Linked DNA regions of Homo sapiens: all the other regions are linked to region 1. Evidence: read pairs that join two places in POLR2A ChIA-PET (ENCODE). Cell type or tissue: MCF 10A. All regions are shown on one strand. Region 1 has its middle 57 kb from the start of LINC02189. Region 2 has its middle 29 kb from the start of LINC02188. Region 3 has its middle 12 kb from the start of FOXL1. Region 4 has its middle 3.4 kb from the start of LINC02189.

What was found. ChIA-PET counts read pairs that join two places held together with the same protein. Peaks named below come from ENCODE experiments on the same cell type or tissue, not always from the same donor. Only the 100,000 strongest peaks of a DNase experiment are listed, where the experiment ranks them.
Region 2: POLR2A ChIA-PET joins it to region 1 with 27 read pairs; 4 of 35 experiments call an interaction of 5 or more read pairs at or near these places.
Region 3: POLR2A ChIA-PET joins it to region 1 with 13 read pairs; 4 of 35 experiments call an interaction of 5 or more read pairs at or near these places.
Region 4: POLR2A ChIA-PET joins it to region 1 with 19 read pairs; 5 of 35 experiments call an interaction of 5 or more read pairs at or near these places.

Annotation. Positions count from the first base shown.
Region 1 is chr16:86,663,732-86,666,231 of GRCh38, forward strand. No RefSeq gene overlaps it. Among named protein-coding and RNA genes, the nearest start is that of LINC02189, 57 kb to the right of the region's middle. RefSeq lists enhancers at 172-1,371, 1,148-1,277 and a silencer at 1,378-1,427. In MCF 10A, no CTCF peak of the experiment used is centred here; DNase peaks (open chromatin) are centred at 340, 950, 1,510 and 1,640.
Region 2 is chr16:86,750,050-86,752,549 of GRCh38, forward strand. No RefSeq gene overlaps it. Among named protein-coding and RNA genes, the nearest start is that of LINC02188, 29 kb to the left of the region's middle. RefSeq lists a silencer at 1,054-1,348. In MCF 10A, no CTCF peak of the experiment used is centred here; a DNase peak (open chromatin) is centred at 1,222.
Region 3 is chr16:86,589,490-86,591,989 of GRCh38, forward strand. No RefSeq gene overlaps it. Among named protein-coding and RNA genes, the nearest start is that of FOXL1, 12 kb to the left of the region's middle. In MCF 10A, no CTCF peak of the experiment used is centred here; a DNase peak (open chromatin) is centred at 1,242.
Region 4 is chr16:86,717,352-86,719,851 of GRCh38, forward strand. No RefSeq gene overlaps it. Among named protein-coding and RNA genes, the nearest start is that of LINC02189, 3.4 kb to the right of the region's middle. In MCF 10A, no CTCF peak of the experiment used is centred here; a DNase peak (open chromatin) is centred at 1,010.

The DNA.
Region 1 (2,500 bases):
ATTTCAAGACTGGTGTGAAAGTGTCATCTAGCCTTAGTCATTTACAATATGTTATTGCAAGCCCAGTGAAAACAACAACAACTAAATTTCACCCTAAAGCATGTTCCTGTGCCTGCAGATTAACCATATGGAATTCAAGAAGTAATTTAGAGCTGCCTCGTTTCAGAGGTGATGAGGATGATTTGTGTACGTCAGCGCCCATGCAAGAGTTCAGTACAGCTCTTGGACAAGTTTTCCCAACTTGTTTTGTTTTGCAACCTGGGACCTTGTTATTCCTTTGTTGGCTTAGTTCTGTTTTCACTGGATTTTGAAAGTGGCTGTTGTTTGGCAGCTTTTCACCTTCTGCTCATTGTGAAAGCCAACTTCAGACGCTGAGGTGCCCTCTAAGAAGACTTCCCTGTCAGGTTCACGGAGAAATTGATCACAGGGTGAGCCCCATCAACTCGTCATTTTCTCCCTGTGGTCTGGATTTTGACAGAAACCTTTGACTTTCTCCTGATGCATTTCTACCTTATTGACTCAGGGGAAAAGTACAGAACATATGAGTATTCCGAATGTTTCCAGAGCGATTATGCTCGCTGGCGAGTGATCCCTTCATGTTGCCACCACATGGAACGCCACCTGTTCCCCCGCCACGGCCTCTTTGGGGAAAACCAGGAAGGGGATGCAGACACGATGGACATTTCAACACAGCGAACTCAATTTCAAGAGAAAAGGGCCAAGGACCTTCCGCCCCTCCACGTTTGCCTCTTTATGTTTTTGATCCGTATTGGAGACCATCTGGCCACGTTTCTGTTCTCTGCTGCTTGTGGGTTGGTTGGCGTTGACTCTGGTCAGAAGGAGAACAGAAAAATCCTCAGGGAAAGTACAGGATGTGACAGAAAACTGAGCTGGTGAATCAGGGGTGGGCTGGTCCCCATTGTGTCAAAGTGCAAGAGTTCTAGAAGGTTGTGGGCAGGAAATGGCATTGCTGAGTCAGTGGGGAGGACTTTGCTCCATGACTCATCCCCCCACGACAGACACACCTTGGGGCACAGACACAGAGGAAACCAAGAAAAGCTTATAGCGGGGTTAATGGGAAAGCTTACTGAGTATTATTGAGTGGGAAACTCTCCCAAACCCCAGGGCATTTAAGGGAAAAAGATATCTAGAGATGCAGCCTTACGTGGGTTCCCTAGAAGTAGACCCTGAGACAAGGTTGCGTGTGAAAGGAAGTTACCAGGAAAGTTATCTGCAAAGACAGGTGGAAGAGGAACTGAGAGGAAAAAAGGCAGGAAGCCAAGCCAAGGTGAGGCTTCAAGCAAAGTCAGCTGAAGATGCCTTTGGCTCAGCCTCTAGGGAGGAAGTCACATCCCAGAGCCAGCCAATCAGAGCCAACAGTTGCAGTATTTGTACCCACAAGATCCCCCTGGGGGCTGTAAACTCCCAGGCACTGCTGGCTTTGCGTACTCTCAGGCAGAGTGCCTTCTGAGGGCAGCACCGGACAAAACGCCCCAGCACTGGCCGCCAGGCAGCTGGTGTCCAAACCGGGTCAGGCAAGAGGGCACAGGGGGGTGTTCGGGGCCAGCTCCCTCTGGGGTGTGAGCATTGCTTCCCAGCTACATGTGTGGAGACAACCATTAATTTAGTTTGATGTCAGCCATGTGGGAGTATTTACACCATGGAAATTGGCAAGTGCCATAATTCGGGGTTTTCTTTTTGAGAGCTCATTGTTAAACATTTACCAGCATGGCTGGAACACTGACAATGTTTGGTACAGACTCATGCAACTGACATTTCCTGAGCATTTCCTAGGTGCCAGGCACTGTTCTAAGCATTTTTATACATGTTAGCTCATTCGATCCTCACCATGACCCAAAAGAAAGAGTACTGTTTATCATCTCCATTTACAGATGAGGAGACCAAGGCACAGAGAGGCTAATGATTTAAAGAGACAGAACTGCCGCCAAGGCTGTCTAGCCCCAGAGTCTGTGCATGCTTTTTTTTTTTTTTGAGACAGAGTCTCGCTCTGTCACCAGGCTGGAGTGCCATGGCGCGACCTCGGCTCACTGCAACCTCTGCCTCCTGGGTTCAAGTGATTCTTCTGCCTCAGCCTCCCGAGTAGCTGGGACTGCAGGCACGTGCCACCAGGCCTGGCTAATTTTTGTATTTTTAGTAGAGACAGGGTTTCACCATATTGGCCAGGCTGGTCTCAAACTCCTGACCTTGTGATCCGCCCACCTTGGCCTCCCAAATTGCTGGGATTACAGGATGCATGCTTTAACAAGAGGAAAGTAAATGTGTACAGGTCATTCATTGCAGCACAACTTATAATTACCAAGTATTGGAAAGCACCAAAATGCCCACAACTAGGATATCCAATGGGATATCCTATGGTACCTCCATACAGTGGAGTACTATGCAGCTGTCAAAAACAGTGAGGCAGTGTGTTATGAACTGCAGTGGAGTGATAGCCAAGGTAAAATGAGTAAAATGACAAGGAAAAAAAGACATAAGCACA
Region 2 (2,500 bases), 86 kb after region 1:
GTGTGCTTTCGGGGACTTCCCAAGGAGGGATAACTAGGGTGTGCTTTGGGGGACTTCCCAAGGGGGCCTGAAACAAAGGAACAGATACAAAGCCTGTGGGACCTGTGCAGCCCTAAGCTGGAAGATTTCCAGCCAAGTAACAGCAGTTAGGGGAGAAAGATCTTTAATATATTCCAATCAGACCAAGTCAAAGTGAGCTCAAAGTCACTTCTTGATAAACGTCTGAAAAGACAAAAGTCTGTCTTTAGTCCTGTATCTTCCTCTGTTTAAACTTTTCTTTTTATTTATTTATTTATTTATTTATTTATTTATTTATTTATTTATTTTTTAGATGGAGTCTTGCTTTGTCACCCAGGCATAAGATACGCAGTGGCATAATCTCAGCTCACAGCAACCTCTACCTCCCGGGTTCAAGCAATTCTCCTGCCTCAGCCTCCTGAGTAGCTGGGACTACAGGTGTGCACCACCACACCCAGCTAATTTTTGTTTTGTTTTGTTTTGTTTTGTTTTGTTGTATTTTTAGTAGAGACAGGGTTTCGCCATGTTGGCCAGGCTGGTTTCAAACTGCTGACCTCAAGTGATCTGCCCACCTCAGCCTCCCAAAGTGCTGAGATTACAGGCGTGAGCCACTGTGCTGTGCCTGGCCTTCTCCTTTATTTTAAAGCAACTCCTTTCCCCTACATCCTTGGCCCTCCCCACCATCCACCCATCTGTGATCTTGTGGACCCTCAGCTCCTCTGCCCTACCAAAACTTATTCAAAGGAAAAAGCAGGAAAAAGAAAAAAAGATGTCAGTCATTTACATGTTAGTATAAATAAGCTGTGGAAGGATTCCTTTTCTGGGCTGAGCTTGGCCTTTTGGTGCCAGTTGCTTCAGGGCTTGACCCAGCAGGTGAGCTGTAGCTGAGCCCGTCTATAGCTGTGGTGGCTCCTGCCTGGGGTAGATGTAGACACTTTTCCAGTTGCAAACTCATCAAAGATGTTTGTGCACACATGTGTGCATGCACATTGGGTCCGCGCATGTGTGCCTGAAACACTGCCCGGGTTGCCCTCCAGAAAGGAAACAAGTGTGCATTCACACATTGGAACAAGCCAGCCATGTCTCTCCGTAGCAAGAGAGGAAGCGGGGACTCCAGCATTTTTTTTAAATGGTAGTGGGCACTGACTCAAAGACGCCTGTTAAGAAAAACTCCATGTTCCTCTCTCTGCTGACTCATTTGGTAAGAATTACAAACCCAGATGCCAACATGTGGCCAACCACATGAGCCTGCACTGAGGAATAAAAGACAGGATCATTTGAGTTCTATGTGAACAAACAACAGAGATTCAGTTACATTTTCTCTCCATCTTTTTTTTTTTTCAATGTCAGGAATTTCAGCAGTTCCACATTAGGCATTCTGTGGGACCCCCTTGTGTCAGCAGCTCCAGATTGGAGGGAAGAGGCCACACACTGGCACCTCTTGTGTTATTTCTTAAGGAAGGGAGAGAGTCTTGCTATGTAATGGGGACAGGAAATCTAAAACCCTCAATTATCTGATTTTCCAGCTGAGTCCTCGAAGTAACAACATGGCCAAGGTTGGGAGGAGACTGGCCTGGGAGTCAGAAACCCTGGCTCTCGCCTCACCCTCCACTGCTGCCTTGCACCCTCATTTTCTTATCAGCAAGTGGGAGAGTTGGTGTGGCTCAGGGGAGGCAGTTCCAGGGCACACACCCCCAGCAGAGCCCTCCCCCGGCACCCTCTGTTGGCGGCCACGCATTCCCCCACTGACCTCAGCATCTTCCTCAACCCAGCTCTCTCTGAGCGATTAAGGATTCAGCAGAAACCTCTCTATTCTGTGTGGTGGTCACTGGTGCTGTTTGCCAACCATTTCCTGCCACGCCCATCCATCAGTCCCCATTGGGGCTGGGTGGGCACCTGACTAATTCAGCCAATGAAGGATGAGCCAGTGAAGAATGGGCTAGGGCGTTTAATTGCTGAATGGCGGCCTCCAAACCCCCTTTTGGGGGTCAGGGGAGCAACTGAAGTGGCCAAGACGGCCACCACTGCATGGGCCATGTCCTTGGGGGCTTCTGTGAATAGCAGCCCCTGCCTTCTGTGACGGGCCTGCAGCGTGAACAGGGAATGGCCTTTTCTCTCTTTAAACATAAACCTGGAGGTCAAGGTTGTTTGTGACCTGGGCGAGGCGCAACCTCTCCTCGATGATCCATCCCCTACAGCCCCATGCTCTGCAGCGTTTCAGGTCTGGGTCTGGTCACTGGACCATTCTGCCCGACTCCAAGCATCCCTCGGAGTTCATCACATCCTCACACCCAACCGGAGAGTTCATTGAAGGGACTCCCACGGAGTCAGCTCTCAGATCTGTGAACTGATCCTTTAGGCTCAAGTTTTTCAAGCATCGAGAGGCACCAAAGCCAGTGTTGGAAGCCGGAGCCCACAACTTCCAGGGCAGAACGCAGCGTGTTCAGGGGCCTCAAGTCACTCACGGATCTTAGCAAATAGC
Region 3 (2,500 bases), 74 kb before region 1:
AGCACACAATCTTTGCCCTATATCATATCATTTAATCATTTCAACAACTCCAGGAGGTTGGCTAGAGTCTCTCCATTAGACAGATAAGAAACTGAGGCTGGGGTGTGGGACTTCATGAGTAGCACACAGGAAGAGGCTGAGTCAAAAATTGAGGTCAATTTCTTCTAGAACCCTTGCTGTCCTTCACACCATCTTCTACGCTGCCCATACTAGAGTTTCACAAATGTTAAAACACATTTCAGTGCCGTGTAAAGGAAGTGCATGCCTTTAGGAATATCCATAGAGGAAGAGGGTGGCTTACATTTTTCCATGATGAAGAACATGCCTTGTACCTAGTGGTCTTTGTAATCAGCATAGTTTATCATTTCTCATCTAACAAATAGTGATTGCCATTAACTGCCAGGCTGTGATATGCCTTAGGAATATGTCAATGAACCAGACCCAGGTCCTGACCTTCAAGGGCTCATATTCTGGTGGGAAAAACTAGAGAAGCAAATTGACATGCGCCAGCCATCTAAGGCAATTTGGACATTTATGGTTACTCAAAATCTTTTAAACACTCTTCAGTTTCTGATAGGTTCACGTACTTCAAATCCTACCTTCCCAACATAAAACAGGAAGAAAGCCCTGCTTGTCTCTGTGTGCTAGCCATCTGGAGTCAACCACCGAGACATGCAGGGGCGAACCCTGGATTTCTCAGGGAGGCAGGTGAGCAAAGGAGAGGGCATGGTGTGCTGGCTTTGCTGCTGTGGACCATGGAGGTGGTTCTGGAGCCAACAGCTGTGGCAGCCCCTTTCTGTGTGATTTGAAGGCTTCTGATCCTAGAAGAGGCAGCAGTTTCCTTGGTGCTCATTTCTGCAGTATAGTGCAGGGAGTCGCCCCTGGAAGCTCAGCCTCAAATCTGTTTTGTAAGTTTTGCAAATATTCTATAAGTGTGCATCCCTTAATATAAACACTTTCTGTGTAAATGAAGGAGAGTTTGAAGTAAAACTAAGGCCGATAAGAATGATAAGATATATGAGGGGCTAATAGTAATTTTAATATTTTCTGATTACTTGGCCTCCACTTGGATTGTCGTAAGCACTTCACATGTACACAGTATTAACTCATTTACTTTTCCCTTTCAGTTAAGAACTATTGTTTTCCCTTATTTACAGATGGATGAGGTAACAGAGGTTTAAAGAGCTTAGTCATTTGCCCAAGTTCACGTAGCTAGTAAGTGGCAGGCTGGAGTCTGGATTCAGACTCACTGGCTTTGGAGCAATGCCTTTAACCACTGTACTCCGCACCTCCCATTGTTTGAAGCAGCCTTCTATGGCATGAGGGCTCCTTGCCCCTAAGCTTAGGAGCCAAAGAAGTAGAGCAACAAACTCATCCCAGTTTGCCGGGGACTTTCCCAAGTTATTATTGAAAGCCTGGGTCCCAGGAAACCCTTTTGTCCTGGGTAAGCTGGGATGGTTACTCACCCTATGGAGAATTACTCCATAGTCACACTATGGAGAAGGGTTTCTAACCCAATCCTAAAGGATTAGTAGAAGCCACTTGTACATTTATTTCCTCCAGGAGGAGCTGAGCAGGGACTGGAGCTTCTTCCTCTTTTTATCCCCAGCACATGACCAGGGCATGTTCTCTGCCAGGTGCTCAATGTATAGTTGTTGAGTGAGGAGATGAAGCAAAACTTGTATTGAACATCGCTACACCCAAGATGTGAAAAACAATGTAGTTTATTCTTACTGAATGATGACCAGATGCCAGGAACCCAAATGAGTATGGAGGATACATCTGTGAATGACACACAGGCCTTTGCCCACATAGGGCTTTCAGTAGGGAAGACAGTCAATAATGGGATGATGATGGTGATGATGAGGATGCTGATGCCGAAGATGATGATGATGATGATGGTGATGAGGATAGGGATGATAATGACGGTGATGAGATGATGGTAATGGTGATGCTGCCGAAGGTGATGATGGTGATGATAATGATAATAGTGATGATGATGATAGGTGATGATGAAGCTGATGATGATGATAGAGGATGATAATGGTGGTGATAATAATGGTGATGGTGGTGATGATAATGATGATGATGGTGGTGGTGATGATAATGATGGTGATGAGAGGGTGGTGATGGTGATGGTGGTGATGACGATGGTCATGTGTCAAGCTCTGTGCTGAGGTCTTTATATGCATGTTCTCTTTAATTTTCAAGCAAACCTAGAGGGTGAGTACTATTGTGTCTACTTTACTAGTGGTGTTCTACTGATAGTTTCTCCAGGTGGAAAAGCCAGTCCTTGGCAAAGTATCATACCGGGTAGGTGCACCTATCTTTAAAGTTCTTAGCCACTTTTCGGTATCATCTAACCGGGCATGAAAGTATTAGGAATACACGGCCAGTGCTTGCGGGCTCACCTCATAAAGTGAAAGAGACAGGCAAGGAAACACCCTCTTAGCAAACAGCATCCTACACAGAAGTCCTTGGTCTGCATGGCACATCACAA
Region 4 (2,500 bases), 54 kb after region 1:
TGGTACTTGAGTTATATCTCGATAAAGCTTCTTTTAAAAGTAGATTTTAAAAAGTATTTCATTATTTTTAGACACTTTCCCCAAACACGTATTACCAACACTGGGAGAGACGTAGAGAAACAGACTGTTTTCAAACCATTTTTGAGTTATTTGAGTTTCAGGTGTGTTTTGTGGTTTTCCTCATTGGCAAAAGTTTACTGTGAGTGAATCGAAGCTTCTTGTCGTGTCGAGGGGACCATACTGAGCCTTGGAGGCAACTAAGCAAAAAGAAGGAAGATGGCTCAAAATAAGGGCCTAAGTTATTCCCTGAGTGCATTCAAAGGAGAAAGATACTAAGGGAGGTCGAGCTAAGCCAGGAGGGCTTCATGGAGGAGGGAACTGAGCTGGAACCTCCAGATTTAATAAAAGTAACAAAAAGTTCTAAGAAATAATAGCAGCGGCCCTCCTTCACCAGGCACTGGCCCTTCCCCAGGCCCCCTGCCTCCTGCACTTCACAGTTCTCCGGGAGACACAAGTGCCATTTGAGGAGGGGGATGTCGCCGCCTGCCTTGCCTGGGCGATCCCCTGCCAGAAGCCAGAGAGCAGGGGCCACTGAGAGCCCACGTGGGCAGCTCCCAGGGTACTGAGGAAGAAGAGAGGCAGTGATGAGGAGATCCAAGCCTGAGACATCCAGCACCTCATGGGGGACTTAGGGTGGGCTGGAGAATAACAGGCGCAAAGGCGTGGGAGGGACAGAGGGGTTTCATCAAAGACAGCAGGCCCTGGCCTGAGAGGTGGGGCTGACTGAGGATGGCCACGAGGTACCCAGCTGTCCTAAGCTCGTGAATGATAGAGGGGTAGGTGGTGTCACCTTTCTCATTAGAATGTGCTGGGCTGTTGTGTAAGTTCTCTTCATTCACTCACTCTAGGTCCTCACTACCCAAGGCGTGGTCCTCAGACATCACCCGGGAGCTGGTTATAAATGGAGAGTCTCAGGCCCCGCCCTGGAGGCCCTGGTTCAGAACCTGCGTTTCAGCAAGAGCTCGAGTGATTCAGGCAGGTCACTGCACTGCTGTAAGTCACCCCCCTGGTTTGGGGATGTGGGAGTGGCTGCTGGCCAGGAACAATCAGTTTCAGGTTTAAACGTGGGATTTTCCACCCTTGCGGCAGGGTAACATTGTATCAAGAACAGGAAATACTGGCTGCTTCTCGCCTTCCTTCGTCCCAGGACGAATGCCCCTCATCAATTGCTGCCTGCTTCCCTGCAGACCCCGGGGATGGCCCCATTATGCCTCTCAACACAAGATGCCTGTGCCTACATTGTGTCCATTTGAGCTGGCAGATGTATATATAAGATTGCTCACTTATAACTTTTGGCAGAAATATAAAACTCAGGGATTATCAGAAAACAAATCCTATAACTGTCTTACATACAATCACTTATACCCATGCAATGCCACGGCCAGTAAGGAAAGAGGGAACTCAGCGTGGAGGTCAGGGCACAGGGAAATGACACGACACCTTTGAAGGGTAAGCCCCGAAAGGTCAGTCTGTGTGCTGGGGGTCCCGTGGACACATCTGTCCCTGGGCATCCCTCCAAAGATGAAGGCTGAATATGTCCCTTGAGTTTGGCGTCGAAGGATGGGCCCAAGAGGCCAGAGGACACGCAGCACAGGGAGACAGAAAGTCCTTCCAGACAGAGAACAAAGCCACCAGCTCTTGTGCAGAAAGGTGAACTGCGACCTCAGTAGGCGGTGCTCATCTGTCACAGGTGTTTGTTTGAGTTTGACAATGTGGGGAAAACAGTAGTTCTGTTCTTTCTTTGGTTCCCAAGCATATCTGAACAATTATTCTTATTTTTTAAGCATGTAAGAGCTAAGTTTCACACAGAAATGACAATACCGATAAAGCCATGTGACTTTGACGATTGTGGAAATGGGTCAGTGGGTGAATTTAAGTTCTTCTTCCTTATTTAAAACACTACACTTGAGTTGGATGCTTCAGTCCCCTAGTGTACTTTGTTGAGAGAGGCAAAGATCCAGTTCTGAATCTGTGCTCGGATGGCTCTGGGCAAATTGGAGGACGCGATTGAAAGATGCAGTTGTTCCAATTCATGGTGGCTCGATTGAACAATGACGGACCTGGACCTGGACCGTGCAGGTACCTACAGGCCCTGTGAGTGGGCCTTGGGAAAATGGAACAAAGCAATCGCATGCTGCCTCTGATCGGATTGCTCTCAGTGCCAAGTGCAGTATAGACAGAAGCTAGCAGTGGGTGCAGGGCAGCGTGGCGTGCTGGGAAGGAGCTACCATGCCGTCTTGAGATGTTGCTGGCAGATCCTCAGTAGCTTCAGACCCTGCTGGCTTGAGATGATGCCTGCAAAGCCTCAGTACCTTCAGACCCTGGCACTGACACACCGGAGAGTCACTGGGTGGGGGGCGGGCTCTGCGGCTCCCCATGGTTCGGGTTTTCCTGGCTCAAATGGAGATCACGGTTGTGTTTCAGGTAGGGCCTGGCACTG